Regions from separate parts of the Homo sapiens genome. Here region 2 is linked to region 1. A link is an interaction called in ENCODE POLR2A ChIA-PET data of the cell type or tissue named here. Cell type or tissue: Panc1. All regions are shown on one strand. Each heading gives the region's core, and the rest is flanking DNA. Links, peaks and the distances in the headings are about the cores only. Region 1 overlaps TACC2 (transforming acidic coiled-coil containing protein 2). Region 2 overlaps TACC2 (transforming acidic coiled-coil containing protein 2).

Region 1 (14,652 bases), core at 6,643-9,142:
TGCCACATCCCCCCCAGGGGGAGAACTTGGCAGCAGACCTGGGGCTCACGGCACTCATCCTGGACCAAGATCAGCAGGGAATCCCATCCTGCCCAGGGGAAGGCTGGATAAGAGGAGCTGCATCCGAGTGGCCCCTACTATCTTCTGAGAAGCATCTCCAGCCATCCCAGGCACAACCAGAGACATCCATCTTTGACGTGCTCAAGGAGCAGGCCCAGCCACCTGAAAATGGGAAAGAGACTTCTCCAAGCCATCCAGGTTTTAAGGACCAGGGAGCAGATTCTTCCCAAATCCATGTACCTGTGGAACCTCAGGAAGATAACAACTTGCCCACTCATGGAGGACAGGAGCAGGCTTTGGGATCAGAACTTCAAAGTCAGCTCCCCAAAGGCACCCTGTCTGATACTCCAACTTCATCTCCCACTGACATGGTTTGGGAGAGTTCTCTGACAGAAGAGTCAGAATTGTCAGCACCAACGAGACAGAAGTTGCCTGCACTAGGGGAGAAGCGGCCAGAGGGAGCATGCGGTGATGGTCAGTCCTCGAGGGTCTCGCCTCCAGCAGCAGATGTCTTAAAAGACTTTTCTCTTGCAGGGAACTTCAGCAGAAAGGAAACTTGCTGCACTGGGCAGGGGCCAAACAAGTCTCAACAGGCATTGGCTGATGCCTTGGAAGAAGGCAGCCAGCATGAAGAAGCATGTCAAAGGCATCCAGGAGCTTCTGAAGCAGCTGATGGTTGTTCCCCACTCTGGGGCTTGAGTAAGAGGGAGATGGCAAGTGGAAACACAGGGGAGGCCCCACCTTGTCAGCCTGACTCAGTAGCTCTCCTGGATGCAGTTCCCTGCCTGCCAGCCCTGGCGCCCGCCAGCCCCGGAGTCACACCCACCCAGGATGCCCCAGAGACAGAGGCATGTGATGAAACCCAGGAAGGCAGGCAGCAACCAGTGCCGGCCCCGCAGCAGAAAATGGAGTGCTGGGCCACTTCGGATGCAGAGTCCCCAAAGCTTCTTGCAAGTTTCCCATCAGCTGGGGAGCAAGGTGGTGAAGCCGGGGCTGCTGAGACTGGTGGCAGCGCTGGTGCAGGAGACCCAGGAAAGCAGCAGGCTCCGGAGAAACCTGGAGAAGCTACTTTGAGTTGTGGCCTCCTTCAGACTGAGCACTGCCTTACCTCCGGGGAGGAAGCTTCTACCTCTGCCCTACGTGAGTCCTGCCAAGCTGAGCACCCCATGGCCAGCTGCCAGGATGCCTTGCTGCCAGCCAGAGAGCTGGGTGGGATTCCCAGGAGCACCATGGATTTTTCTACACACCAGGCTGTCCCAGACCCAAAGGAGCTCCTGCTGTCTGGGCCACCAGAAGTGGCTGCTCCTGACACCCCTTACCTGCATGTCGACAGTGCTGCCCAGAGAGGAGCAGAAGACAGTGGAGTGAAAGCTGTTTCCTCTGCAGACCCCAGAGCTCCTGGCGAAAGCCCCTGTCCTGTAGGGGAGCCCCCACTTGCCTTGGAAAATGCTGCCTCCTTGAAGCTGTTTGCTGGCTCCCTCGCCCCCCTGTTGCAACCAGGAGCTGCAGGTGGGGAAATCCCTGCAGTGCAAGCCAGCAGTGGTAGTCCCAAAGCCAGAACCACTGAGGGACCAGTGGACTCCATGCCATGCCTGGACCGGATGCCACTTCTGGCCAAGGGCAAGCAGGCAACAGGGGAAGAGAAAGCAGCAACAGCTCCAGGTGCAGGTGCCAAGGCCAGTGGGGAGGGCATGGCAGGTGATGCAGCAGGAGAGACAGAGGGCAGCATGGAGAGGATGGGAGAGCCTTCCCAGGACCCAAAGCAGGGCACATCAGGTGGTGTGGACACAAGCTCTGAGCAAATCGCCACCCTCACTGGCTTCCCAGACTTCAGGGAGCACATCGCCAAGATCTTCGAGAAGCCTGTGCTCGGAGCCCTGGCCACACCTGGAGAAAAGGCAGGAGCTGGGAGGAGTGCAGTGGGTAAAGACCTCACCAGGCCATTGGGCCCAGAGAAGCTTCTAGATGGGCCTCCAGGAGTGGATGTCACCCTTCTCCCTGCACCTCCTGCTCGACTCCAGGTGGAGAAGAAGCAACAGTTGGCTGGAGAGGCTGAGATTTCCCATCTGGCTCTGCAAGATCCAGCTTCAGACAAGCTTCTGGGTCCAGCAGGGCTGACCTGGGAGCGGAACTTGCCAGGTGCCGGTGTGGGGAAGGAGATGGCAGGTGTCCCACCCACACTGAGGGAAGACGAGAGGCCAGAGGGGCCTGGGGCAGCCTGGCCAGGCCTGGAAGGCCAGGCTTACTCACAGCTGGAGAGGAGCAGGCAGGAATTAGCTTCAGGTCTTCCTTCACCAGCAGCTACTCAGGAGCTCCCTGTGGAGAGAGCTGCTGCCTTCCAGGTGGCTCCCCATAGCCATGGAGAAGAGGCCGTGGCCCAAGACAGAATTCCTTCTGGAAAGCAGCACCAGGAAACATCTGCCTGCGACAGTCCACATGGAGAAGATGGTCCCGGGGACTTTGCTCACACAGGGGTTCCAGGACATGTGCCAAGGTCCACGTGTGCCCCTTCTCCTCAGAGGGAGGTTTTGACTGTGCCTGAGGCCAACAGTGAGCCCTGGACCCTTGACACGCTTGGGGGTGAAAGGAGACCCGGAGTCACTGCTGGCATCTTGGAAATGCGAAATGCCCTGGGCAACCAGAGCACCCCTGCACCACCAACTGGAGAAGTGGCAGACACTCCCCTGGAGCCTGGCAAGGTGGCAGGCGCTGCTGGGGAAGCAGAGGGTGACATCACCCTGAGCACAGCTGAGACACAGGCATGTGCGTCCGGTGATCTGCCTGAAGCAGGTACTACGAGGACATTCTCCGTTGTGGCAGGTGACTTGGTGCTGCCAGGAAGCTGTCAGGACCCAGCCTGCTCTGACAAGGCTCCGGGGATGGAGGGTACAGCTGCCCTTCATGGGGACAGCCCAGCCAGGCCCCAGCAGGCTAAGGAGCAGCCAGGGCCTGAGCGCCCCATTCCAGCTGGGGATGGGAAGGTGTGCGTCTCCTCACCTCCAGAGCCTGACGAAACTCACGACCCGAAGCTGCAACATTTGGCTCCAGAAGAGCTCCACACTGACAGGTACTTAAATGAAAAAATTCCCACGGGAATGTGTGGTCAGTTTCAAAGGTGATTCCCAGCCTGATTTTTAGAAGTCAGTCGCATAGGTGAGTGGTTTTCTAAAAGCTGAGTTTTCCATATCTAATTGCTAAATGAACCTGCTTACCCCCTCTGGATGTCCTGAGGCTCTGAAAAATGTGAGAACCATGGTTGGAGGCTGGGAGCTGTTGACTATGTTCTTTTTCTTGTGTTCCTTAATTCATCTAACTTAAACCACTGGAAAAGTATCAACTGTTTACTGGCTGGCTGTGTACTATTAAGTGATAGGTTATAGTCAGTCATATATTTTTCTGGAGTCCAGATACATCTGCTTTTGAATCTGGATTTATTTAGTCAGGGGGCCCTTTTTCCTAGGGATTTTTTTTTTTGTAGTAGCCACTTAAAACTTTAATTGAGAAATCTGCTTTTTCAATAGGACATGAGGAGAAATGCCTTACTATCTACATTATCCTATTAATTGCTTTCTTTTATTATCCCAGAGAGAGCCCCAGGCCTGGCCCATCCATGTTACCTTCGGTTCCTAAGAAGGATGCTCCAAGAGTCATGGATAAAGTCACTTCAGATGAGACCAGAGGTGCGGAAGGAACAGAAAGGTCAGCGAAAGATATTGGTCTTTGGAAGGCCATGATGCCTTCCTTAGATACAGACACACTGGATGTTTTGGAAAGGAGAGTAGTCCTTATACAGCATGAGTTCCTACATAAGAAAGAAGCAAATGGCCATTCCCGTTTTATGTACAGGTACAGCAGTACCTGGGATGACTAAAAGCTCCATTGTTGGAAAAGGGATTGAATGAGTTGCTTTCATACTTGAGTTTATTACCTTAAATTTAAAAAGTCAGTCTGGGTGCGGTGGCTCATGCCTGTAATCCCAACACTTTGGGAGGTCGAGGCAGGAAGATCACTTGAGCCCAGGAGTTTGAGACCAGCCACATGGTGAAACCCCATCTTTAGAAAAAATACAAAGATTAGCCGGGCACAGTGGCACGTGTCTGTAGTCCCAGTTACTTGGAAGTCTGAGTTGGGAGGATCGATCGTTTGAGCCCAGGAGGTGAAGGTTGCAGTGAGCCGTGTTTGTGCCACTGCACTCCACCCTGGGTGACAGAGACCCTGTCTCAAAAAAAGAAAAGAATCTTTATTGAGATGCAATTCATATACCACATAATTCACTCATACAATTCAGTGGCTTGTAGTATATTCACAGTGTGTAACCATGGCTACAATCAATTTCAGGTTATTTTCATCCCCACAGAAAGAAACCCTACAGCCCCTAGATATCATACCCCAGCCCCCACACCCGCCGCATCATCTCTAGGCACCCATTCATCTAGTTCATTACATCTTGATGCAAATGGGTTCAATGCTGATTTAGTCTCCGAAGCAGGAATGGCTCACCAACAGCGGTCACACTCCAGGAGATCTCGAGATTCAAGGAGGGTAAATGTAACCACGAACAGTGACCTTCACACTTGCAGTGTGCCTGCCTGTTCTTTTCTACATGAAATGCCACCTAGTGTTATGCAGAAGCTGCTGCTCAAGGTTTCATCCTTTTGGGGAAATGGTGATATTGTGCACGTACACAGACACACAGTGAACAAGCTTTCCGCCTCCCTAGGCCTTTGGCTGTTCTGGTGCTGTGTGTGCACACATATACATGCATACAACACTTGTGTGTATGAGTAGGGTGGAATCAGACTTTAAATTAGTACCTGTGTACCCTACCAAACAGCTGCAGGCATTTTATAAATGATCTGATTCATATTTTGCACATTCAGAAAGAATGCACGATCACCTGTTTTTCGAGTCTGAACACTTCCACTGACACCCAGCTGCCTCTGCCGCCTGGCAGTAGTGACTCCCATAGCTCTGAGCCAATGTGGATGTGGGCATGTGCTGGCCAAACAGATGCAAGTTTAATCTGCATTGGACACCCTTTTTTGCTACTGACTTAGGATACAATTTCCTGCAGCCTTTGCTGTTATGTATTTTTTATATTCCCAGTTAAGGGGCAGGAGAAATATCTGTCTAGCTTGGAAAAGTCTTCCCCACCCCAAAAATGACCATATCAGTGCCTTCTTTTTCAGAGTCCTTAAACATGTTAGCACCTTCTTGGAGAAGGCAGGGCCAGATGTATAGTAGTACAATAAATATTTCATGACTTGTTGTTTTAATCACTTTAAATTGTAAAATTAAAATTTATAAATTAGTATTATAAATTATAGTTTTTTCCAGAATACTTGTGAGGTATGGAAAAGTAGATACAGAAGGGGCAGGTGTGGTGGCTCACACCTGTAATCCCAGCACTTTGGGAGACCGAGGCAGGCAGATCACAAGGTCAGGAGATCGAGACCATCCTGGCTAACACGGTGAAACCCCGTCTGTACTAAAAAATACAAAAAATTAGCTGGGTGTGGTGGCGGGCGCCTGTAGTCCCAGCTACTCGGGAGGCTGAGGCAGGAGAATGGCGTGAACCCGGGAGGTGGAGCTTGCAGTGAGCCGAGATTGCGCCACTGCACTCCAGCCTGGGTGACAGAGTGAGACTCTATCTCAAAAAAAAAAAAAAAAGAAAAAAAAAAAAGAAAGAAAAGTAGACAGAGAAAAATTCACAACCACAATACCTACCAATTATTATTGCGTATTTTAGTATATTTTCATTTTAGCAGATTTTTAGTGCCATCAAAGCACTCTTTAGTGTTTTTAGTGCTGTCAAAACTCTTTAAAAACAAATCCTTAAAAAATTATTTATTTATTCATGTATTTATTTATTTTTAGACAGGGTCTCACTCTGTCACCCAGGCTGGACTGCAGTGGCACAATCTCTGCTCAATGCAGCCTCGACCACCCCAGGATCCTCCCACTTCAGCCTCCCTAGTAGCTGGGACTACAGGTGTGCACCACCATGCTCAGCTTATTTTTAATTTTTTGTAGAGATGGGGTTTCACCATGGTGCTCAGCCTAGTCTTGAACTCTGGGCTCAAGCAATCTTCCTGCTTCTGCCTCCCAAAGTGCTGTGATTACAGGCATGAGCCACCATACTCAGCCTACAAACAGATCTTCATGGCTGAAATTGCATGACTGATTATGGTTTTAACAGCAATGGAAATTTAGGTTCTGATGGTGTTCCTATTCACTTTGCTCCTGCTGAGACTTTTGTACTCTCTAGAGCTGCTCGGTCTAGCATAGCAGCCCCTGGCTACGTGTGGATGGAGATGTGCTGTAAGTGTAAAATACACACCCAATGTTGAAAATTTAGTATGAAAAAAAAAGAAAATACATCACTAGTCATTTTGAATATAATGTTAATTATATGCAAAATAATAATATTTTGGATCTATTGGGTTAAAATGTATTACTAAAATCAACTTCACTTATTTCTTTTTTCTGTTTTTTCAATGTGGCTCCCTAAATTTAAAAAATGACATATGTGGCTTTTGAATACCTGGGTCACATTCTATTTGGATCACTTGCCCCTAGAAGCTGCTTTTCCCTGGTCTTTGAAGGAAATGGGGTCATAAAGAGTTGGCCTTCCCTGTGCTTTAGGCTCTTGGGGAAAAGGCTTCCTAACATTGGTTGAGGGTTTCTGGAAAAAATTCGGATTGGACTCTCTCATCCAGCCTGGCAGGTTGGGAATGCTTCTTTCTCTTGAGGCAGAGGCTCTGAACTTCTTGCTTGTGAACCCATCCACCATGAGGAAGCCGTGCACGTGGACCTGGGCTGGTCTCGGAGGAAGTCCTGCCAGGCCAGGGGCTGTACTTCCTAGGAGGGGCAGGTGTTGCCTTTGAAGGTGAAAATCAGCAGCGGTCTTGGGGAGGCTGGGTGACCAGACTTCGGTGAACACTGCCAGGAGCTGTGGTGGCGATGAATTTCAGGGACAGGTCTCTGAATTCACACCCCAGCTCTGCTCCTTACTAATTACATACCTAACCTCAGTTTGTTCATCTGTAGAATGGGGATGACACCAATTGTACCTGCCTCAAAGAATTGCCATGAGGGTTAAATGAGATCCTTGATTCAAGCGCTGGAGCGTGCCCATTCTGGTGCCCAGTGGGTGTTAGATTCCCTGTTGTTTTGTGATGGGCATTTCTGGTGCAGTGACCTGCACGATTATATCTCTCTTCAGGGTGGAGATGGTTTTGGGATCTCAGTCTGTTCTCCTGAGGTTGAAACTTCAACCTGGCTGTCTTTCTTTTCCAGCGTTGAATTCTTTCTCTGCTAAAATATTTCAATGGCTGAGGAGAGTGAATTCTTTTTTACCCCCTACTGCACAGCCCAGAGTGATCTGCTACAAGTTAAAAATTTTGAGATTGTGTTTCACTGTAACACTTTGAGTATCTTTGTGTACCATATTATATTGTATTTCACCATCAAAACACTGTTTCAAGTTACCTCCAGAAGAGCAAAGCAAAGCAAAACCAAGTTTTCTATTATCTTGCTAGTTATCAGGTGACATGCTTCTGTGGATTGAATTTTGAAGATTCTGCCAATTTGAATAGGGCTGATATCACATATAAGATTCAATATCTAAGAAATGTGTCTTTTTCTATTTTGATGACAGGATAGTTTGATAACCCATCTCATACACATGTACATGAAGGTAGCATAAATTTGTTTACTGCTTTATTGTCCATCTTATGAAGTCAAATTGGCATTGCTAATGGATGTGGCATGGATATCCTGTGGCTTTGCCTACCTCCAGCCACACCTCACACCCATGGGGGTCTGTGTGTCCCCCACTCTGAGAAACAGGCACTCTTCTCACTCTGAGAAGCAGGAACTCACAATGCATAGAAATGTATAGAATGAAATGTACAGAGAGTGGCTGTGCATTTCTGTACATTGTATGATCCTCCCTGTGGAAGAGCCTGGGACTCAGAGACAGCCTCATGTTAGTTTCAGGTTGTTCTGCAGAAGGTGCTTGAATCAATTTCACCTACGTACATATACAACTATCTTCCCTGTTAGTGGAAGGTCTAGAATTTGGCATTTTGGTTACATAGCACTAATGTTCAGATGTGTCGTTCTGGATTAATCTTGGATATCACCAAGCTTGTCGTTGCTGAATATGTGTTTAAAAGGAGTCGTTCTCTCTTTGTCTCTCTCTTTTTTTTTTTTTTCCATTTAGGGAAATGGTTGGAAAGGTATTTTCAAGTATTAGTGGATTTTAAGAGGATCAAATTGTTCCCAGATGCTTAGGGTCTTTGTGTAAACCTAGGCTGAATGGGGAAGGGCAATTGGATTGAAAAGTGGAGGGAGGGAGGACAGAGAGGACAGCTGGCCTCCCATTAAGGAAGCCCTGGCTGGACCTGAAAGCCTCACTGGAGCCGCTTCTCTCTTGTCCTCCCATGCCTCCTTCCCATTTGGTCTCTGTTTCTTCCTTTTCCCTCCACTCCGTTCTAAAATTACCAGCTGTGACACCATGTTTTCAAGTTTAAGAATAAGCTTTTAGAGGATGGCTACAACTGTATAAATTAAGGAAAAGAGAAAACAACATTGAAGCATGGTTCTCTTAGCAGATAAAGCCAGGACAACAGACCTCACCCCCGATTTTATATGACATAGGAAATCGACACTTGGTAATGTCACTTACAGCAATACTCTTCTCAGATGGGAGGCAGTTAAGTTAGACAGATGCATTCACATCTCATTGGCCTCTTATTGGCTTCGTTACCTTGGATAAGCTGCTTAACTTTTCCATCCTCAGTTTCTCTCTCTATAAAATGGGAAGATAACATCTCTCTTTTAGGATTGGGGTTAGGATAAAATTGGAATGTTTCCAAAGCTCCTGGGATAATGCCTGGTATATGGTAAATGTATGATTACAATGGTAACTACTCTTGTAATTTGAAATGTATTTCTTCGAAACCATCCTGGAAATTAAGCAAAAGGAGGCAATGCCCAAGATCTCCAAATGAAATGGTAACAGACCCTGCAGGAATCTGTAGACGCAGAAACTGGATGAGCGTCTGTCTCCAGCCCTTCCACGTCTCTGAGCCTGTTTCTGTCTGTCAAGCTGGGGGCTCCACGAACCCTGCTTGGCCCACAAGGAGCTCCTTATGTGAAATGAGATCACAGAATCAAAAGTACTTAGGAAACTAAAGCCTTTACAAATTGTGTTCTTATCAATAGCTTCAGTCACTATAAACAATCATATACCAAAGTCAAGGAGCCTTTGGAAATGCAGCCTTTATGTGTTTCATAAGTAAAATGAAGCATCTGTGTTTCATAAGTAAAATGAATTTCCTGAGAGGTGAATCTGTCATTTGGAAAAGCTTCAAGTATCTTTATTTATTTATTTTAGAGATAAGGTCTTGTTTTGTCTCTTAGGATGGAGTGACTTGGTGAGATTATAGCTCACTCTAACCTCCAATTCCTGGGGTCAAGCAACTCTCCAGCCTCCGTGCCTCCCAAGTAGCTGAGACTGCAGGTGCGCGCCACTACACCTAGCTAATTTTCAACTTTTTTGTAGAGATGGCGTCTCACTATGTTGTCCAGGCTGGTCTCGAACTCCCAGCCTCAAACAATCCTCCCACCTTGGCCTCCTAAAGCACTGGGATTATTATAGGCATGAGCCACCATGCCCGACCCTCTAAATCCCTTTGAAAGTGGGTTCATGAAGCATCTGCACAAAGGGCGGCTGCCTCCTTGGTGGCAGGGGCTGGATTCACTGTCTTCAGGTGGCTGGGACAGGCATGCCACCACCTTGGCTTCTGGCTCTCCAGAGCTTGGGAGCCTCTCTGCCGCTTGTCCCCTGTTCATGCTGCACTTGAACCCACAGCATGGAAGAGCCGCTCACTGCCACTTCAAAGTCAAGGGCCAGTTTCATTCAGATCAAGGTGATGATTTCCCAAATTGAATGTCTCCAAGCTGACTTGCTCCTCTCTGAGAACTTCTCATTATGGCCACCGGTAGAAGCCACTGTGTTTGACCTGGGTTTGGGTTTTGTTTCAGCAGCAATGTTTGAGAGATGAATATTTTACACTCTAGCTGGTGAGAGCTGCAAGGAAATGTGGGGGCATTCTTATTGAGCTCCCCCCCACCACTTTATGGAGGAGGAAACTGAGTCTCAGAATGGGGACAGGACTAGGGGGCTAACTAGCTGCAGAGACAGACCTGGGTTTTGGCCCCTGATGGCAAGTTTCCCCCCAGATGCCTGTGCTGAACTGGGGACCCTCCTTAGGAGGGGGATGGGGATCTTCCTTTCACCAATGCCAGCCACCCCAATTCTGCTTCTAGGCTTTTGAGAAAAGACCATATGATTCTGAGGTCTAGGGTGTGACAAGCACAGGCCTCAAGAGTTGACAGGGCTCAGGTTCTAGCTCTGTGATCCTGGGGCCATCGCCTTGCGGGGCATTTGACTCACCCGTAAAATGGAGCAAATAGTACTCCCTTACAGCGCTGTTAAAATTAAATGAGCCACTTTATTGAGAGCACCTGCCACAAGTGCTCTGTATAAGTTCCTTTCATTTATTCCCCACTCTGGGCCAATGTACTTCCACACTGCAGCATCGTGGTTCTTTCTCACCTCAACCTGTAGGTGGGTGCTGTTTGTGTACCCCTTTTCCAGATGAGGAAATGGAGGCTCCCAATGGTGACATGGCTTGGTCAAGGTCAAAAAGCTAATAAGAGTTGGAACTAGAACTAGAACCTCAAGGCTTTTCAGACATCAGATCTACGTTCAGAACGCTGATCATTCTCTTACTAGCCAGGTGGAGTCCTGGGGAGGCGCCCTGTTCCCTACAGCAACGCTGTCCACCGACGGTTCTTCAGTGGTGGGAATGTCCTGTGTCTCCACTCTCCAATACAGTCGCTGCTGGCCACAGGCTGCTAGCGAGCACTTGAAATGAGGCTGGTGCCACTAAGGAACCAAATTGTTAATTTTGTTTAATTTCAACTAATTGAAATTTATAGTGAAATACCCACATGGGGCTGTGGCTTCCACACAGGACAACCCAACTGGAAGCCACTGTGTCTTTGCATTACGTCAGAGGCTAATCCTTGCCATCAGAGCCAGTGGGTGTGGTGAGGCTCTGTGTGTGAGGCCCTGGACATTTCTCAAGCACCTGCTGGTGCTCGGTGAGTATTAGGCGCCCCTTCCTCCCGCTGGCTGGCTCTGTAAGTGGGGAGACCAAGTGGTTGTGTCTCTAGAATGGAGGCTGAGGTGTGTTCGTGGCACATCTGCCCAGTAATGCGGATCAGCAGGAGGTGTCTTTCCTGCACCCAAGGAGGCCTCCCATTGCACCTGGGGGCTTGGCTTCACCTATGTGACCTCACATCCAGGCCTGCGCACCCGTATCTGAGCTGGCATTGTAAGAAGCCCTGGATGGCCCCATGAACTGGCTCCTGACAGCAGCGCTTGTGGCAAACCCTCCCTGCCCACAAACCCCCCGGTGGCCACACCTACAAGAGTGCCCCTTACCGGCCAGGCGCGGTGGCTCACGCCTATAATCCCAGCACTTTGGGAGGCCGAGGCTGGTGGATCATCTGAGGTCAGGAGCTCAAGACCAGCCTGACCAACATGGTAAAACCCTGTCTCTACTAAAAATACAAAATTCGCTGGGCAGGGTGGTGCATGCCTATAATCCCAGCTACACAGGAGGCTGAGGTGGGAGAATCACCTGAACCCAGGAGGCAGAGGTTGCAGTGAACTGAGATCGCGCCATTGCACTCCAGCCTGGGCGACAGAGCAAAACTCCGTCTCAAAAAAAAAAAAAAAAAGACTGCCCCTCACCAGACTGGGAGGGAGCCCAAATGGGCAGACATGTGGTTTTTCCACTGATGTCTCTGCACTGTTCTTGTCCCGAAAACCTGGCAGGATGAGGAACAGGCCCCAGCTTACAGCATCTCAGCCCCTTCTTTCTTCTCTGCTTTCTTAATGCCTGTTAGTCCAGTGTTAAATATTTTAGCAGCCTGATGACTCAGATGTAGACTGTGAAAGTGTTTCTTTTTCCAGGGAAGGCACTGGAACAGGTCTAGTTACTGATGCTCTTAATGCCCTTTCCTTTTGCAAGCCTGGCCGAGGGTGTTTAGGAATAAAAACTTGCCTGGTTGCTGGGCACGGTGGCTCATGCCTATAATCTCAGCACTTTGAGAGGCTGAGGTGGGAGGATTGCTTGAGCCCAGGAGTTAGAGACCAGCTTGGGCAACATAGTGAGACTCCATCTCTACAAAAAGAAAAAGAAAAATTAGCGTGGTGTGGTGGTACATGCCTGTGGTCCCAGCTATTCAGGAGGCTGAGGTGGGAGGATCGCTTGAGCCCAGGAGGTCGAGGCTGCAGTGAGCCAAGGTCATACCACTGTACTCCTGGGTACAGCCTGGGTGACAGAGTGAGGTACTGTCTCAAAGAAAAGGAGGAAGAAGAAAAAGAAGAAGAGTTGGAGGAGGAGAAGGAGGAGAAAAGAAGAAAGAAGAAGAAACTCAGGGGAAGGGAGTCTATGTCCCGAGAGAGGGCAGGGTGCGCCTAGCAAGGACCCCAATGCACAGTGGATTTGGGTCAGCACTCAGTTTTCAGGCCAGGAGTACACTCGGTGGGAGAAGAGCGGGGCTCTGAAGTGGCCCCAGGGGACGGGGAGGGCCCTGGGAGTAGGAGGGAGGAGAAATGAGGCTGAGGATGAGATCAAGCTGGAGGCTAGGGTTGGTAGGCGGCCGGAGTTTAAATCCTGGCTCCCACTGGAGGGGTGATGCTGGGTGCTATTAGGACTGCCCCAAGCCTCAGCTTCTTTGCAGGTAAATGGGGCTGACAATGTCTCCTGGGGGTAAAGGAGGGTTACAGTGGGGAGAAGATGAGATGAGACACGGCACACCCGACACAAAGTCAGCTTGCAGTGGAGACTTCGTGGACAAGGTCCCTGAGCTGCAGGGGGGCTTCTGGGCAACTCCATCCCCACAGCCAGCTCAGCAGCCACCCAGCAAATGTGCACCCAAGCCAGGCACTTGGAAGGAGAAGCCGAGGGCTCTCTCACCGGGGAAGAGCTGAGATGGGCTTTCAGGACACGCTGGGTACACGCTCCTCTGCTAGAAAGAGGTTTGGGGTAAATGGTTAGGTGGGTAGGTAGGTAGGTTGATGTGGGGCAGGTGAGTGACAGATGTGGTTTGTTGACTCCCAGCCCAGGGCCCAGCACACACGTGAGGAGTCAGCTGTTCACGGGCTCCTGTCTGCTCGCTATGTACCCTGTAGGATCAGGAAGTTGGACATCATGATCCTAGGTTGTCTTTCTAGAAATGTTTGCATGGATATGTTTGTGGCCATTTTGATAGAGAGCTGGTCTTGGCCTCTGGCTAAGAGAATAAGCTATGATCTTGTTTCTTGGAGAATGTTAGATTTGCAGGGCATGGCTCTTGGTTACCCAGCACCTGATACCTTGCATGAGGCACCTTAGGCGCTGCATACGTGTTTGCTACATAATTCAACACAACTAGCTATCAGGTGAGTCTGAGGGTTCCTGTCCTGAAAAACGAGGTCAGACAGCACTTTGGAGGCAGGTGGCTGCGTCTAACTCACGGCTCTGCTATTAGACTCTTTACCCTCGAGCAAGTTCCTTAGCCACCCTAAGTTTCTTGCCTGAAAGATGTGTATAATGCTAGGGTCCACCACAGAGAGTTATGTAAAAAATAACGTGTGAAAAGCTTAGCAAAGTGCCCACCTGGCATGCAGTAAGCACTGAGGTACCAGAGGTTACTGTTTTTATTGCTACTATCATTAATATTACCATCATCACTTAAATGATGATAAGACTATTCTTAAGGTAGATTAATGGTAGGTACCTGTGTTTTTACACACGGGCTCATAGAGTTCACGTACATCTGGCCTGGATTTGTTGGAATGTGCCACTACCCTCTAATGCTTCTTCTCGTCCTGTAGCCTCAGCCTCCCAATGGGGGTGGCTCTCCGTGTTGCAATATTGTATAGGATGCGAAGTGGAGCCATCTGGCACCCGTGGGGAATGCATTCCCTTCCTTGTGGAATCTAGGGCTTTGGGGTTAACCTCTTGCCAGGAGCGGCTGCAGAGAGGCTGCAAGCTAACATTAGTGGGTGGGAGTACGCCTGTGTGGTGAGCCTGGCTGTGCTGAGCACATCTCATGGGACAAACCGCCTCGACAATTTTGGCATGATATTTTGAGCTGTGAGCCCATTCCAAACCCCTAGAGGAAAGGGCAGGGTGAAAAGTCATCTGGCCCTGCCTGCCAGACGCCATAACATAATAGCTGGAGGAGTAGACTGTTCCTGGCAAGTGACGAAGCAGCTGGTATTGAAACATACACATGGCCAGAGTTGGCAGACTGAGAATTTGGAGCAGAGTGTGAGTGCCGAGCCTGGGCTTAAGTCTCAACCCCAGACCAGACTGCCTTTCCAGGCCACCTATGAAGGATGGCTGGGCAGATGCTCCTCTGGCACCTGAGGCTGGGTAGCAGCGAAGCTCACCTTTGAGATGAGGTACCACCTCATGCCTGGCTTGGGCATTCATAGTCATTCATAGTCTCCTTCTGACA
Region 2 (14,652 bases), core at 6,244-8,743, 56 kb after region 1:
CCATGTGTTAGCGCTTGGGCTTGGATGGTGAGTCACTGAGTGTTTCCTCGTGGGAGCCTGACCTCCTCGGCCCCTGGGTATGAGCCAACAGGCGGTGGAAGGAGGGGGGCGCCTTTCTTAAATGAGCTGTTGAGTCACACTTGTTTGATGCCTTTGGCTAACGGGACCCAGCCAGCGCAGGAAGGGTGTGGCCATGGCAGTTGGGACCAACAGAAGGAAGGGAGGAGGGAGCAGCCAGGTGGCCCCTCAGGAACAGGAGCAGCTGTGGGTGTTAAGGGCAGGCGGGGGAGCTTGGTGAGTGAGCCTTGGTTGTGCTGCCCCAGGGTGTTCTCAGAGATGGGGCAGGTGTAGCCTTGGGCATCTGCATCAGATCCCAGGGCTGTCAGCTGTCACAGAGCTGGCTTTGTTGTGATTAGCAGCGGGCCACAGATCTAAGGTAGCATCTCCCCCCCACCCGCCACTGTTTTCTAAGACAGAGATCCTTCCTTGCAGTTTGATAAACAGTACCCTTAAATCACAGAACCACAAACAATACCACCTTTCCACAATTTGCATTAAACTAAGTAAAATCTTGGTGGGATGTGTGTGGTGGAGGGGGGAGCACAGCAGTGTAATTTCTTGAGAAAGCGAAGTTAGACTAGTAGTTTGCGTTTGTAAGTGGTCCATTTGCCGATTATGAGTACATGTCAGCCTCCAAAGTGCAAAATAGCTCTCTTAAGGAGCTTAAATGCCTCTGGTAGTTTGCATTATTCATTTTGAGTCATTCTTTTACAAAATGATTAATTTTAGCCACTGCCCAAATTGTTGCAAATAATAGTTTGACAAAGGAGGCCAGTCACTCCATCTGTGAATCCACTTTGCTGTTTTGCTGGGTTTCCTCCAAGCACTTGTAATTTTTGTTCCCCCGTGGATTGGTCTGCTCTGGGCTTTCCTAGGTCGTTATTTCTTGGGCTCTGTTTTCCTCTGTGGAGCCCCGAGGGAGCAGGCAGCATGGGTTCCAGCCCTGGCTCTGCTCCCACACTTGGTTGCAGCCAGTTGGACACTTGGCGGTATCCCCTCTGCCTGCTGTGGGCGGCCTGGCCCAGGGTTGCGATCCTGCGGTGGATGTGGCAGATGTGGCCCCTGTCCTCGTGGAGCTCTGAGGCCAGGACGGTGAGGGGCTGGGAAGTGCCTGCTGGACCTGCAGAATCTGCTAAGCTGTGACCAGACTTATGGGCAAGACTGAGTCCTCTGTCCAGTGTACAGTGTGGGTGCCTATGGCAGCTGCCCTTCAGACCAGGGTGCTAGCCTGTCAGGTGGACCTCGAAGAGATGGAGTGAGCAGACATAGCAGCCCAGAGGCCCACGCACCCTGGACTCCTGCAATCTGGGAGCTCCCTGGAGGTGTTTACCCGCAGAGGGAAGCAGTGATCCCTCACTGCAAGGGCTGTGACGCCACAAACCCCAGCTACCACCTCAGGCTGGGTTTCAGGCCGTCTGTGCTGAGTCTTGTATTCCAGCCTGGCTACCCCAAGACACCTTCAGCCTGGCCAGTCCCACTGTGGACCAGAGCAGGGATGGCTGGAGAGGCTGGGAGGGTACCACCCTGAAAGCTGTTCCCAGGCTTTAGTCTGTGGAGGCCGTTGCTAGCCTTGCTTTTTGCCAGTGGGGAAAATCAGAACCTCTTCTGCACTGCAAGCCTGTGCCTTTTGGCTTTTGTGGGGAGTGGTCTCCAGTGCTACCCCCGGAGGCCCCGCACGCTGTGGTTCCCTGGCTGTCCAGCAGGGGGCACTCGTTCCCTACTCGAGGGCCACACTCCGTCTCTGAAACTCATTCCTCCCCCAGGACACGGGTGGCCCAACTGGTCCCGGGGCAGGTTCCCGAATTTCCCATCATCCTTTTCCCCTGGATTTTTCTCAGCCTTGGGATTTGCGGGCAAAGCCTGGGGAATTTGTAAAGTTGTATTTTAGTTCTCACCTTGTAGAGTTTCATTGCCTATCACAAACGAATAGAAATCATCATAAAAAAAATCCTCTCCTCTAAACAAAAATCAAACGAGAAAACTCACATAGCGTGTCCTGGACACCTGAGCTGCCTCTGTTAAAGAAACCCGGTTCTACAGAAGCTTAAGGAGGGAGGAGCTTAAGGGCCTGGCCTGGGAGCCACTTCGTTGCAGCCACAGGCCCTGCTGTGCAGAAGTGGAGGCCTGGATGGGGAAGCCGGGGAGCCAAGTGCTGGGGTTTAAAGAGTCCATTCCATGTGTGGGCGGGTGGGTTGGGTGGGGTGAATGGGGCCTGATGAATGTGCCATTAATGAGCCCAGCACCATGTGGAATAATTCCCTCATTGTGTCCCCAGCATCTCCCCAGCTGCTGCCCATGCGGGTCTTCCTCCCTCGGCTGCAGAACACATAGTTTCGCCATCTGCCCCAGCTGGTGACAGAGTAGAAGCTTCCACTCCCTCCTGCCCAGATCCGGCCAAGGACCTCAGCAGGTATTGCGCAAGTCCCCCTCCACAGCACCTGCCCCCGGAGAGCAGGGGCCTGGTGGTCTCTGCCCCCTAGGTCTTGGGGTGAGCCGCATTTAGGATGGTAACAAGGTGGTGACCATTTGGCCCCGTGAGACCATGTCTCTGACCCTTTGGGCCATAGCCGATCTCAGGTTTACCCTTGCCCACCTGCTCCTCATGTCACAGTGGGAAGCATGGTGTGGGCGAGTGCGTTAGGGTTCTGCACAGAAACAGAGCCAATAGGATGGATAGATGGATGGATGATCTATATGTGTATGTATTTATATGTATATATATATGCAGAGAGAGGGATTTATTTTAAGGGATTGGCTCATGTGATTGTGGGGGCTAGCAAGTCTGAAATAATGCAGGGCAGGCTGGAGAGTAGGGAAGAGTTGTTGTAGCAGAGCCCCAAGGCCATCTGCTGGCAGAATTCCCTTTTCCTTGGGGAAGGTCAATCCTTTTCCTTTAAGGCCTTCAACTGATGGGATGAGGTCCACCCACATTATAGGAGGTAATCAGCTTTACTCAAAATCTACTGATTTCAATATTAATCTCATGTAAAAAATATCTCCACAGTGAAATTGAGACAGGTTGGATCAAATATCTGGGTTCAATGGGCCAGCCAAGTTGACACATAAAGTTAATGATTAGAGCAAGTATTTGGAACTCCTGTTTCCATGCAAGCAGTTGGTTTTGATTATAAATCATTAAAGCCTCCTAAAGAGCATTCTTGGACAGTATTTTGTAGAGAGCCAAATGCATCTGGGTGTGCTGAGAACGGCAGGCCTCGGTCCTCAGGGAGCTCCTGCTGGCTGGGAAGCACACAGTGCTGAAAGCTAAGCCATGGTAGAGGGCAAGAATATAAGGGGTGCCCAAAGCGTAGACAACCAGCTGCCAAACCAGAGTGTCGGGAAGTAGTAGAGAAATCAGAGGAAGGGAACATCACCACATGCAGATGATATTCTAGAATACCGGGTAACAGTAGGGTGGGCCCAGAGCTGGACCAGAGTCTGCCTTATCTGGATGATGCCACCTAGACCATTAAACTCTTCTCTGTCCTGTATCTCCTGGCATCTACCTGCAGCTCTGTTGGTCCTGAGTCCCAGAGGGACTTTCCATCCTTCAGATTGTTGTTGGCAGAGCAGGAACATTTGTTCCACCCCTCTTGGATCCACCGCAGTGCCTGGTCTGCCATAATTCTTGGCCCAAGGACAAGGAAATGTATGGGAGGTCTGCTTTTCTGCTGGTGAGATAGCACAAGCAGAGGTTGGGGAGCAGGAACATCCCCAGCTGTTTGGGGAAACACCCTTGGTTTGCCTTGGACATAGTAGGTGCACAACCAAAATGTGTTGGAGAAAGAAATACAATTACTCTTCTCAAATATTCTGCCCTTCAGTTTCTTATAAAGGTAAACATAAATCCACAATATGACCCAGCAATCCCATTTTTAGATATTTACCTATGAACGATGAAAATATATGTCTACCTAAAAACTTGTATGCATGTATTCTTCATAATTGCCCCAAATTTGAAACAACCCAGATATCTATCCACTGGTGAAAGGATCAACAAATTGTGGTATATCTATGCCAAGGAATATTACTCACCCATAAAAAGGAACAAGCTATTGATTCATGCAACTAAATTGATGAATCGCAAATGCATTAGGCTAAGTGAGAAAGACTGGACTCAAAAGACTACATTCTACATGATTCAGTCTAGATGAGATTCTGGGAAAGGCAAAACAATAAGGAATGGAAAACAGATCAGTGGGCACTGGGGGCTGGGATTTGTATTGACTACAAATGAGCATGAAGAGATCTTTGTGGGGGGTGATGGAAATGTTCTGTAAAATTTGTGGAACTATATACTTAAAAAGAGTGAATTTTACTATTTTTTGGTATGTAAGTTATACCTCATTTTTTTTAAAAGAACTTATCCAAGGGCTAGAGTAGATTTTTGATGAAATCTAAAATAAAAATTTCAACCTTCAGACCTTTTGCTGATGCAGTGTTAGGGTCAGAGAGCATCTCTGGTGCCTCCTGGCACCAGCAGACACAAGTGGTACCCATTTGCTCTATGTCTTTCTTTCCTGAGGTCAGATGGGCTCACGGCTCTCAACCTGTCATAGAAGGCACACTGGGTGATCTCACCTTTAGCCCTGGAGCCCACTCTGTGTGGGTTGCTTCTGAATCTCATTCATTTACACATCTGAGCCATTCAGCAACATGAACTTGGGATTACTCTGGGCCAATCACTGTGCTAGGGACAGGACACAGAGGTCTGGAAGACAGGCACCGTCCTGCCCTCAAGGAGCATCCAGTGCTGGCAGATAGACATGGAGCAATGAGTTACTAGGGGAGAAGTGCAGCACCCTGGATGGATGCGACCCACAACCTCACTTAGTCTGGGTAGCTGAGGATGGCTTCCCAGGGAATCGACTGAGAGCTTAGGCTGAGTGGGTTTATGTGTGGGCTGGGCCGGAGGTTGCTGAAGATACAGAAGAGAATAGATATTGTTGGGGAGAAACAGCATGTGCATGGACCCTGAGGTCCATCTCAAAAAAAAAAAGTTATCAATATATTGATACATCTTTATTATAATAACTAAAGTCTATAGTTGCTGTGGTTTGAGTATTTGTTGCCTCCAAAATTCATGCTGAAACTTAACCCCCAATCTGGCAGTATTGAGAGGTGAGGCCTTTAAGAGGTGATTGGGTTATGTGGCTCTGCACTCATGAATGGGTTAATCCATTCATGAATTAATGGATTGCTGGGATATCATGGGAGTGGGACTGGTGGCTTTATAAGAAGAGGAAGAAAGACCCGAGCTAGCTTACTCAGCCCCCTCGTTATAGGATACCCTGAACCACCTCTGTACTCTGCAGAGTCCCCACCAGCAAGAAGGCCCTCACCAGATGCTGCCCCTTGACCTTTGACTTCTCAGACTCCATAACTGTAAGAAAACAACTACTTTTCTTTATAAGTTATCTAGTTTCAGGTATTCTGCTATAAGCAACAGAAAATGAACTAATACAATAGTTGATTCACGTTTTCTTAGTTTTTCCCTAATGTCCTTTTTCTGTTCCAGGATCCCATCCAGGAAACCACATTTCCATTTTGTTTCTGTAGGTGCCTCTTGGCTGTGGCTGTTTCTTCTTAGACTTGTCTTGTTTCTGATGACCTTGACAGTTCTAAGGAGTTCTGGTTGGGTATTTAGTAGGATGCCCCACTATTGGAATTTGTCTGATGCTTTTCTCATGATTGGACTGGGCCTGTGGGTTCTGGGAGGAAGAACAGAGATCAAGTGTCATTTTCATCACATCCTATCAAGGGTACATACCATCGACATGACATATCACTGCTGACATTGACCTCAGTTGCTTGGCTGAGGTCATGTTTGTTGACTGTCTCCACTGTAAAGTTACTTTTTTTTTTTGAGACAGAGTCTCACTCTGTCACCCAGGCTGGAGTGCAGTGGTGCCATCTCCACTCACTGCAACCTCCACCCCAGAAGCTCAAGCGATTCTCCTGCCTCAACCTCCTGAGTAGCTGGGATTACAGGCTCCCGCCACTACGCCTGGCTAATTTTTGTATTTTTAGTGGAGTCAAGGTTTCACCATGTTGGCCAGGCTGGTCTCAAACTCCTGACCTCAAGTGACCCGTCCGCCTTGACCTCTCACAGTGCTGGGATTACAGGCATGAGCCACTGCGCCCCGCCAAGTTCCTTTTTTTCCCCCATTTCAGTACTGTCGTCTGTGGAAGGAAGTCACTGTGTGCACATTTAAGGGGTGGAGAGTTGTGCTCCTCCTCTGTTAGGGTGGAACATCTACAGAAATTATTTAGAGTTTTTCTGCACAGGAGATTTTTCTGTTCTCCTTCATTTATTAATTGATTCAATCATGTATTTATATCTGCATGGACTCCTGGATATTCATTTTATTCTTTGGGTTATAACCCAATACTACGTTATTTCATTGCTCCAATTGTAGCAGCTTTGGTCATGGGCTCCTTGGGCTTTCTTTTAAGAGTGTCCAGAAGCCCCCAGGCAGTACAGTGATACGATCGGATCTGCATTGTTAAAGACCTGGCCAGCTGCCTGCCAAGACAGGAGTGGTTTTAGGATTGAGGCCCCCATTTCCTGGGGCTCCCTGACAGCTGTGGTTCCATCACCTTCAGTGCACTCTCCACCTCGACTCTCTCCACAGCTGCTTTCAACCATGCGGCCATGGCCTGGATCCAGGGATCCAATCAACCGTGTTTTTTCCCTTTGGATGAGTTCCTGGAGGTTTTCAAAGCAAGTTTCGAAAATGTAAGGTTGAACATTTGATTTCACTGAAATGGAAGTCGTTATTCACCCAGGCTGAGCCAGAATTTTTTTTTTTTTTTTTTTTTTTTAGGCAGAGTTTCGCTCTCATAGCCCAGGCTGGAGTGCAATGGCGTGATCTCTTCTCACTGCAACTTCCGCCTCCCGGGTTTAAGCAGTTCTCCTGCCTCAGCCTCCCTAGTAGCTGGGATTATAGGCACCCGCCACCATGCCTGGCTAATTTTTGTATTTTTAGTAGAGATGGGGTTTCACCATGTCGACCAGGCTGGTCTCGAACTCCTGACCTCAGGTGATCCGACCGCCTCAGCCTCCCAAAGTGCTGGGATTACAGGCGTGAGCCACCATGCCCAGCCCTGGGCCAGAATTTGAGGTCCTGGATGGACTCTTGATTTTGGAAATACGTCTTCCATGGGTTCCTGCCACCAGCCAGGCATCGCCTGTTGGAGCCAGCGTGCCTTCTGGGTGTTATGCGCAGGCAGCTGCAGTGCCCGCCATATCTGTGGCTTTGTCTTCTCTCTTTGGGTTTGGAGGGGAGCAGCGAGGCAGTGAGACCTGGTGTATTGACAAAGAAAGCCCAGGGCACATCTTATTACAGAATTGACAGATGCTCTGTTCTTGCAAACATGCTGGGTGACTTCCTGCTGCCTCTTCCTGCTTCTTGCGGCTGCTGTGGAAACGATGACACAATCCCACGTTTCCAGTGCAAATGGCTTTTCTCCAGGAGTTTTCACACTCCCCTCCCCCCACTCTCATTGGTAATCATTAGGCCGTAGGCCTTGGGGAGAACAGATGTGACTTTGAGAGGGAGAAAAGTGAGGTTCTGGGAAGGAGAGAGAGCTTCAAGTCTCTGCCTCCTATCCCTGCCTGGGAGGGAGACCATTGCTGCAGTCACCACGCTTCTGATGGGCCTTCCTTTCCCCTCCATCGTAGCCCTCCTGAGGCTTTGTGGGGTCAGCAGGTCACCCTGACTTTTCCAGAGCTGTCAGCTCTTTGGAGAGCTGTACGAGGCTGAAGCCAGGCGAGGGGTCTGATAATAAGAATTTCCAGGAATACAAGCTGAAAGCCCTCACCTCACCAAGGCAGCCACAGCTGACCTCTGAGAGCTTGTGGCAAAGAGCCTGGTGTGTTGGACATGAGCTGAGTGGGTGTGGGTGTGAGCCCACGCAAGCATCATCTCTGTTCAGAGTTGGCCTCTCACTCCCTGCTGCGGACAGCTGTCCCCTAGGAATTGGTGACTTGGAAACCTGGCCAAGGGCTGTCTGGATAGACGCGGGAGAAACGGGATGGGAGAAGCAGCTGAGCTTCTTGCAGGGAGGAGGAAGCCGGATCCCCGGTGCTGGGCAGGAGGCCCAGGAGACACCCCTTGAGAAATGCTACCCTGAGCTGCAGACTGTGGCGGCTGTGGCGTTGGCTCTTCAGGCTTTCCTGTGAGGTGCCCCCACACTCCCGGCCCCACCCGCCCTGGGCAGCTGCCCCAAATTGCTCCCTTCCCTCTGTCAACACTTCTCCAAGACTCCAGAGTTTTTCCTGCGCAGGAGGGGAAGGGCAGAAACCTCCCCATTCCCTCCACCCGAGTTAGAGAAGTCAGCCCTTTGGAAAACATGATGCATCTTCGCTCTGGAGCCAGTTCGCCAGTCCGCTCCCCAGCGCGGCACTTTGCCTTGTAGGCGGGGTGCAGATGAGCCTCTCTGCCTCACTAGGGAAAGGGGCTGGGTTGTTGGGCTGAGGGTCTCCGGGGATTAGACTCTGCGCTGACCAAACTGGGCTCTCGTGGCATCATTCCTTGGTTACGCAGGTCAAGTTTCCATTGTTCTCTTGCCTCTGAGGCCCACTGGGTCCGGGGCAGACTGAGCATAACTACGCTGAGCCACGTCACCGGCCGGTGAGACGCGCGGAGGCATTGATGGGTCCCCTGGTTCCCGCTCAGTCTCCGAAATGTGAGCTGCCGCGGAGTGGGTGCTGGGCTGTCCCGCTGGCTTCAGCCTGAGGAGCAGGAGCAGAGGGCGTCAGTTAGATGGTGGCTCCCTCAGTTCCGTGGGCCCAGGTCTGCAGTTCTTTTCCTCCTTCTGGGAGGGGAGGGGAAGGAGAGCCGGCAGCAGCGGGGCTCCCTGGCCCTACTCTGGGGGCACAGCTGGGAGAAGCTGCAAAGCTTCAGCTTGTGACGCCATCTGGGCGGCAGTCCCACGGCCCCTAGAGCAGCTGGGAAGGGGATCCCGCCCTGAAATGGGGCTCAGGGAGGAACATATGGGCAGGCATCTGTGAGGGCGTGGCTGGACGTGCTCAGCACAGCACTGGTGGGTGGAAGGTTCCAGGGCAGTGTGGGGGCCCTTCTTGCCCTGAATAGGGGCAGCTGAGGCCAGGAGCCCACCCTCCTCCCCGAGCACGGCTGCCCAGGGACGGCCCTCGGCTTCCACTTGATGGTTTTAGGTGCTTGCCCTGCGGGAGGCTGCGTTCCTTCCAAGCCAAATGCGTGCTCTCCAGCCCTCAGACCCAGTGGAGGTGCAGAAAGAGGGGTGGCCAGGAGACGGCTGGTCACAGAGTGCCCCAAAGGTGGTGGAGAAATAGACCCCCAAACCAAGGGAGGCAGGGCCCAGGGAGGTGGGGTAGGATGGGATATGGTACGAGCATGTGCGGCTCAGGACCCCACCATGCCCGAGTGCCTCGCCGTGTTGATGAGCCAGTTTCTTTAATACTTCGCTGTCAGGAGAAGGACCTGCTGAGCGCTGGAGTCTAGGTGGAGTCATGCAGCGTTCCTGGGTCCTTTCTTCTGCTTTGTTTGCATTTTTTGATCCTGCCAGCCAGCCTCTCGGCAGATACATCCCGGTTGATTCTATGCCACGGACTATTCGGAAGGTGGCGCAGGGGAAGGAGCATGAAGTTGGAAAGACAGGCCTATTTACCAGCTGTGTGACATGGCATGAGTTACTTGACTACTCTGAGCCTTGGTTTACCCATCTTTAAGATAGGGCTAGTAGTACCCACCTCTTGGGGGTTATTGTGAGTAGTAAATGTACATGAAGAATGTAGCTCAGTGTTTGACAAGTAGGAGGCATTGAATTCACATTCCCCCCACTCCAACTCCCAGCAGTGATGGGGAAAAGGAGGCAGACAGAGACAGCTGTTCTGGAAACAGAAAAATACAACATGATAAACTTAACATAGTACAACCTGATAAACTCTCCAATAGAGCTGAGAACAAAAGACTCAAGAGAAGGGAGCACCTGACTCTGCCTGGAGAAGTTGGGAAGGCTTCCCAGAGGAGGCGGCATCACCACTGAGTTTTGCAGCATGGCTAGGTGTTTGCTGAGGGTAAAGAAGGGCAAAAGTGCTTCAGGGAAGAGGAACCAAATGTGCCAAAGCTTGGGGTGTGGCGAGGCCCAGCAGATTCAGGCAGCAGGTCAGAGAGGAACTGGAGGGACTAGAGGGAGGTACGGCGGTCTCAGACAGAGCAGCAGGGTGAGCAGCCAAGGTGGCCATGGTCCTCAGATTTAGAGGGGCCTGCAGCCAGACTGGGGAGTTTGCTGGTGCCAAAGAAGTGCAAAGAAACATGTCTTCTCTTTTCAAGCAGGGGAGAGTCAGGATGGAATTTAGTTTGGGGAAATATCTCTGGTGGCGAGGAGGAGGGTGGGTGGAGGAGAGGCCAGAGGTCAGAGGGCCATGTGGAAGTTGTTCCTGTGGTCCAAGTGGGAGACAGTGGTGGCCTGAACTAAAGCAGTGGCCGTGGGGATGGAGGGGACCTGGGTCTGTCTTTGTGCCTTGCATTCATCCATTCACCAACGTTGATTGAGCATTTGCTCTGTGCAAGGCTGAAGGCAGGTGCTGGGATACAGTGGTGACCCTGCAACGTGGGCCACAGTATGTCTGAGGGTGACACTGCGGAGGTGACTACTCCCAGGCTGGACTGTGACTCTGGGCAGGGGCTCGCTGGGAGAAGTTGCCCAGGGCCTGGGGCTTGGCACCAGCATTTCCTCCCCTTACTGCCCAAGGCTGGGGCCCAGGGCCAGAAGGGTATAATTCCCCATGTGGCTCCACCAAACATGGAGACCTTGGAGTGTTCTCCTGGGCTAAGAGGCAAAGGATGGTGGCTCTTTGAGGATGACTTGCCCACCTTGTGCCCCACCTTGGTGTCCCTGCTCCCATCTCTGTCTAAATACCGTCTTGCTGAGCATCATTTCCTGGCTTTGCAGAAAGAATTACAGGGTCCTGCCTGCCTTTCTTGGGTTTAGATAATGGAGCTGAAAGCCAATGAATAAAATCAGAATGATTTCTTAAAGAGGGATGGAAGATCCAACAACAACAACAAAAAGAAATAAGCAAACACAAATGAAAGGGGGAAGTCTCCCAGGTCGGAGGACCTGCAGTCTGGCCAGAGCGGCTCTGCTCAAACCACAGGGAGAAGCTTAACATTGTGGCCAGTACACATGTACTAACCCCATATGTGTCCACGATTGGCACGGACCTTCCCTTACTTGGTGGGCTGCAGTGATACTCTATTCCATTCCATTCCATAAACGCGTGTTGACACGGCTGACTTGATGACATGATTCCCTGGTGCATCGTCCCTGCTTCATTTCCAAGAGGAGGCAGCTTGTCCCGAGGTTGGCACGTGGTACCAGCAGTGCCTCTGCCAACACAGCCTGAGACATCTGTCCAGACTGACGTAGTTGGGGAAATGGGCCGAGCCATCCTGCATCCTCACTCTCTGTGGCCAGAACGCTGACTGTTGCAGCACTGTTTGGCAGGACTCAGGGTGGGAACTGGGACCTTGTGGAGAAAAGGGTGGAGAGCAACATAATAGGCTCTGACTGGGATTAGGTTTCAGGTTCTCCCTGGAGCATCACAGAGTGGCTCTAGTTTTCTTCCTCTTGTGATAACATCTGGCCTTTACTGAGTACTTTCTATGTACCAGGCACTGAGAGCAATGCTTTTGATATATATTTCTTTCTTTCTTTTTTTTTTGAGACGGAGTCTCACTTGCTCTGTCTCCCAGGCTGCAGTGCAGTGGTGTGATCTCGGCTCACTGCAGCCTCCGCCTCCCAGGTTCAGGCAATTGTCCTGCCTCAGCATCTTGAGTAGATGGGATTACAGGCATAGGTCACCACGCCCGGCTAAGTTTTGTATTTTTAGTAAAGACAGAGTTTCACCATGTTGGCCTGGCTGGTCTCAAACTCCTGACATCAGGTGATCCTCTCGCCTCCCAAAGTGCTGGGATTATAGGCATAAGCCATAGCGCCTGGCCCGATATGTATTTCATCTCACTTAATGTGCATAACAGTCCTGTCAGGGAGATATTTTTGTTGTGCCCATTTTATAGATGGGACAACTGAAGCCCAGCAAAGTCAGAACACTGGCCGAGGCCCCAAGCTCTGAGGCCAAAGCTGTGGTGGGAACCATTTGGGTTGGGTCATCTCATATCTGTGGACTCCTCCAGGAAGCCTTCCAGCTTCTAACTCTGCTGCCTGATTGCAGACCTCGGGTTTCGAGTCCCAGAGGTGTTGTGAGAGGCAGTGAAGCAGGGACACCAAGTCCTCCTCAGGCCAAAGTGATTTCTTGTTTTTTCACAAAACAGCCACAGCAGCAGCCACAGCTAAACATGTATTGAGCACTTGCTGTATGCCTTGCACTGCAGTGCCTCGGGCTTTTTCACATATTATCTCATTTAAACCTTGCACCCTCGATGTTATGGAAGAGGAACTGTTATTATTTTCATTGCACAGATGAGAAAACGGAAGCACAGAGGACTAATAACTTCTCAGGGTCAGCTTAAGGATGCCAGTGAGTGAAAAATGTCCCTTGCTTTCTATTCATCTTTTTGACTTAGGTGTCTGAGGAAGAGAGTTTAATTCAAACCTTACTGCTGAGCAACCAACCTGTCTTCCTCCCTCCGGGCCCCCAATCACAAAAATAAACAAGATCTGCCACTAGGGAGATTGTTGAGGTCAGGGAGACTGGGGACCGGCTCTGGGCTCTGCATGTGGTACCTGGGGTCTCTTTGCAGCCCTGGAAGGGCTCGTCCTAGGGAGGACCTCCTTGAGTTGCCTTCAGCCCTGGCCTCAGCTGGAAACAGTTTGGATGTCTGCCTTTCTCGTCTGTGTCCGCAAGTACAGCTCTGTCTACCCATTTCTCCATTCATATGCTCATAGTTATTGAGGGCTTCCAAGGGCCTGATGCCGGGCCAGGCTCCCTCTTGGAGCCAAACTTGCTGCTGCTCGGACAAAGGAGCCGTCCCATACTGGGGCATGGGTGTGTGTATAAACTGGTCTTAAGATCGTAGGCACAGGTAGATTCCGAGGCAGGCAGTCACTGCACAGGGGAAATGCTTATGCAAAGTAGCAATCCTTCATGTCTTCCTGGAGTAATAGTTTAAAGATACGCAGAAAAATATGTAAATATGCCATGCATTTAGTTTTTGCCAAACTGATGCCTAATAGCCTCTGCAGGCTGTTAGGAAACCTTGTCATGCCTGTGTCCAGCTCTCTCTCACAACGATTCCTTAAGCTCAGCAAAGATGAAGCAGGAATTTGGTCAGTCTGTTGTCACGGGAAGATTTTCTTCCCATGTACACATCAACTGCTGAAGATCTGAGAATTTAGGAAAACTAATCTCTTATCCTCAGACACAATTGTATATTAATTGCAGCTGGCCACAGTTAGGCAGGGTGTAGAGGGAATTATACAGACAGGGCCTCTCGGCTGGTTATGGAAAGAGGGAAATATTTTTAGGACTTGCAAACACGCATGCAGGCGCGCACCCACCCACGCTGACACGCTCATTCACTTACTCTGCCCACGGACTTTATGCTATCAATAGATGCTCACGGATGCTATTTCTGGCCCGGCTTTCTGGATTTCTGTTCCTTCATGGAGGCTTGAGTCAGCAGTTCTGAGCCTCAGCGCCTGGTTTTTGCTGCCTGGCTCACAAGAAGGGCAGCCCTGTGCCAGCTTCTGTCTCGACTGCTGCGGGCAGGCGTGGGAAGAAATTTACCCCAGATGCTGCACATTCACCCCAGGGCAGTCACAGGTAGCTGCTGTCTCTGTTCAAAATGAGGGAAGGACGGAGAGGCAGGGAAGTTCTGCATTTGCTTTCTGTGCTTTCGTCTCGGAAGCATCTCCACCACCGGGCCACTGAGGGGAGCCCCTCCCACCACAGAGGCGCAGATCCGCCCTTCTCAACCTGCCTCTCCAGTCCGGCCTCAGAAACCAGCTTTGCTGTTGATTTTGGCAGCTGGGAGACGCCATCTCTGTTTACACCCAAATGTTTTCCTTAAAAGGCCTTTTATTCCTAGTACAAAGTAGCCTCTAGAACCAGTGACTTTAAACCTTAGAGGAACTCCGTGGATTAACACATCAACATTCAAAGCAAATGCGACATCAAACCTCTTTAAACAAGAACCAGAACGTTTTTGTGGTGCTTACTGAATTTTCTGTTCTTCTTGGAAATAGTTTCCGGAGAAGAAAGATGGATAACATTGGTTATGTTTTTGATCCTAGACAGATACAGTCACCTGGCTTAGGTGAGGGTGTTGGCTCTTTCTTCCCAGGTTTAGAATGGAACTGGGCTTTATTTATAAGTAGGAGCCTGAACTTTGGAGACTGAGATTTTATTTGGCCACGTGTCTGCTGTGGGCCACCCTCTCGATTTTCACCTATGATCTTAAACACAGTTTATAAAGGTAGTTACAGGAAGGACATCTGGGTTATCCGAAGGAAATTGTTATCTGAGAAAGGCCACTTAAAATGAGTCCACTTAATAAATCAAAGTTTTATGGTTAATAGTGGGAAAATTTTTTTTTTTTTTTTTTTTTTGAGACTGAGTCTCACTCTGTCGCCCAGGCTGGA

Evidence for each region. Peaks named below come from ENCODE experiments on the same cell type or tissue, not always from the same donor. Only the 100,000 strongest peaks of a DNase experiment are listed, where the experiment ranks them.
Region 2: POLR2A ChIA-PET joins it to region 1 with 5 read pairs; 3 of 35 experiments call an interaction of 5 or more read pairs at or near these places.

What each region holds. Positions count from the first base shown.
Region 1 is chr10:122,084,833-122,099,484 of GRCh38, forward strand. TACC2 (transforming acidic coiled-coil containing protein 2) reads left to right here. Exons shown (of 23, transcript NM_206862.4): 4 at 1-3,127; 5 at 3,646-3,759. Among named protein-coding and RNA genes, the nearest start is that of TACC2, 100 kb to the left of the region's middle. RefSeq lists an enhancer at 634-1,135. In Panc1, for the core only: no CTCF peak of the experiment used is centred there; no DNase peak of the experiment used is centred there; H3K27ac peaks cover 2,315 bases.
Region 2 is chr10:122,141,237-122,155,888 of GRCh38, forward strand. It overlaps TACC2 (transforming acidic coiled-coil containing protein 2), which reads left to right. Exons shown (of 23, transcript NM_206862.4): 7 at 2,336-2,470. It overlaps LOC124902518 (a long non-coding RNA gene), which reads right to left. Exons shown (of 2, transcript XR_007062323.1): 1 at 11,284-14,652; 2 at 5,068-5,771. Among named protein-coding and RNA genes, the nearest start is that of BTBD16, 120 kb to the right of the region's middle. RefSeq lists enhancers at 1-212, 1-232, 13,368-14,339, 13,818-14,112. In Panc1, for the core only: no CTCF peak of the experiment used is centred there; no DNase peak of the experiment used is centred there.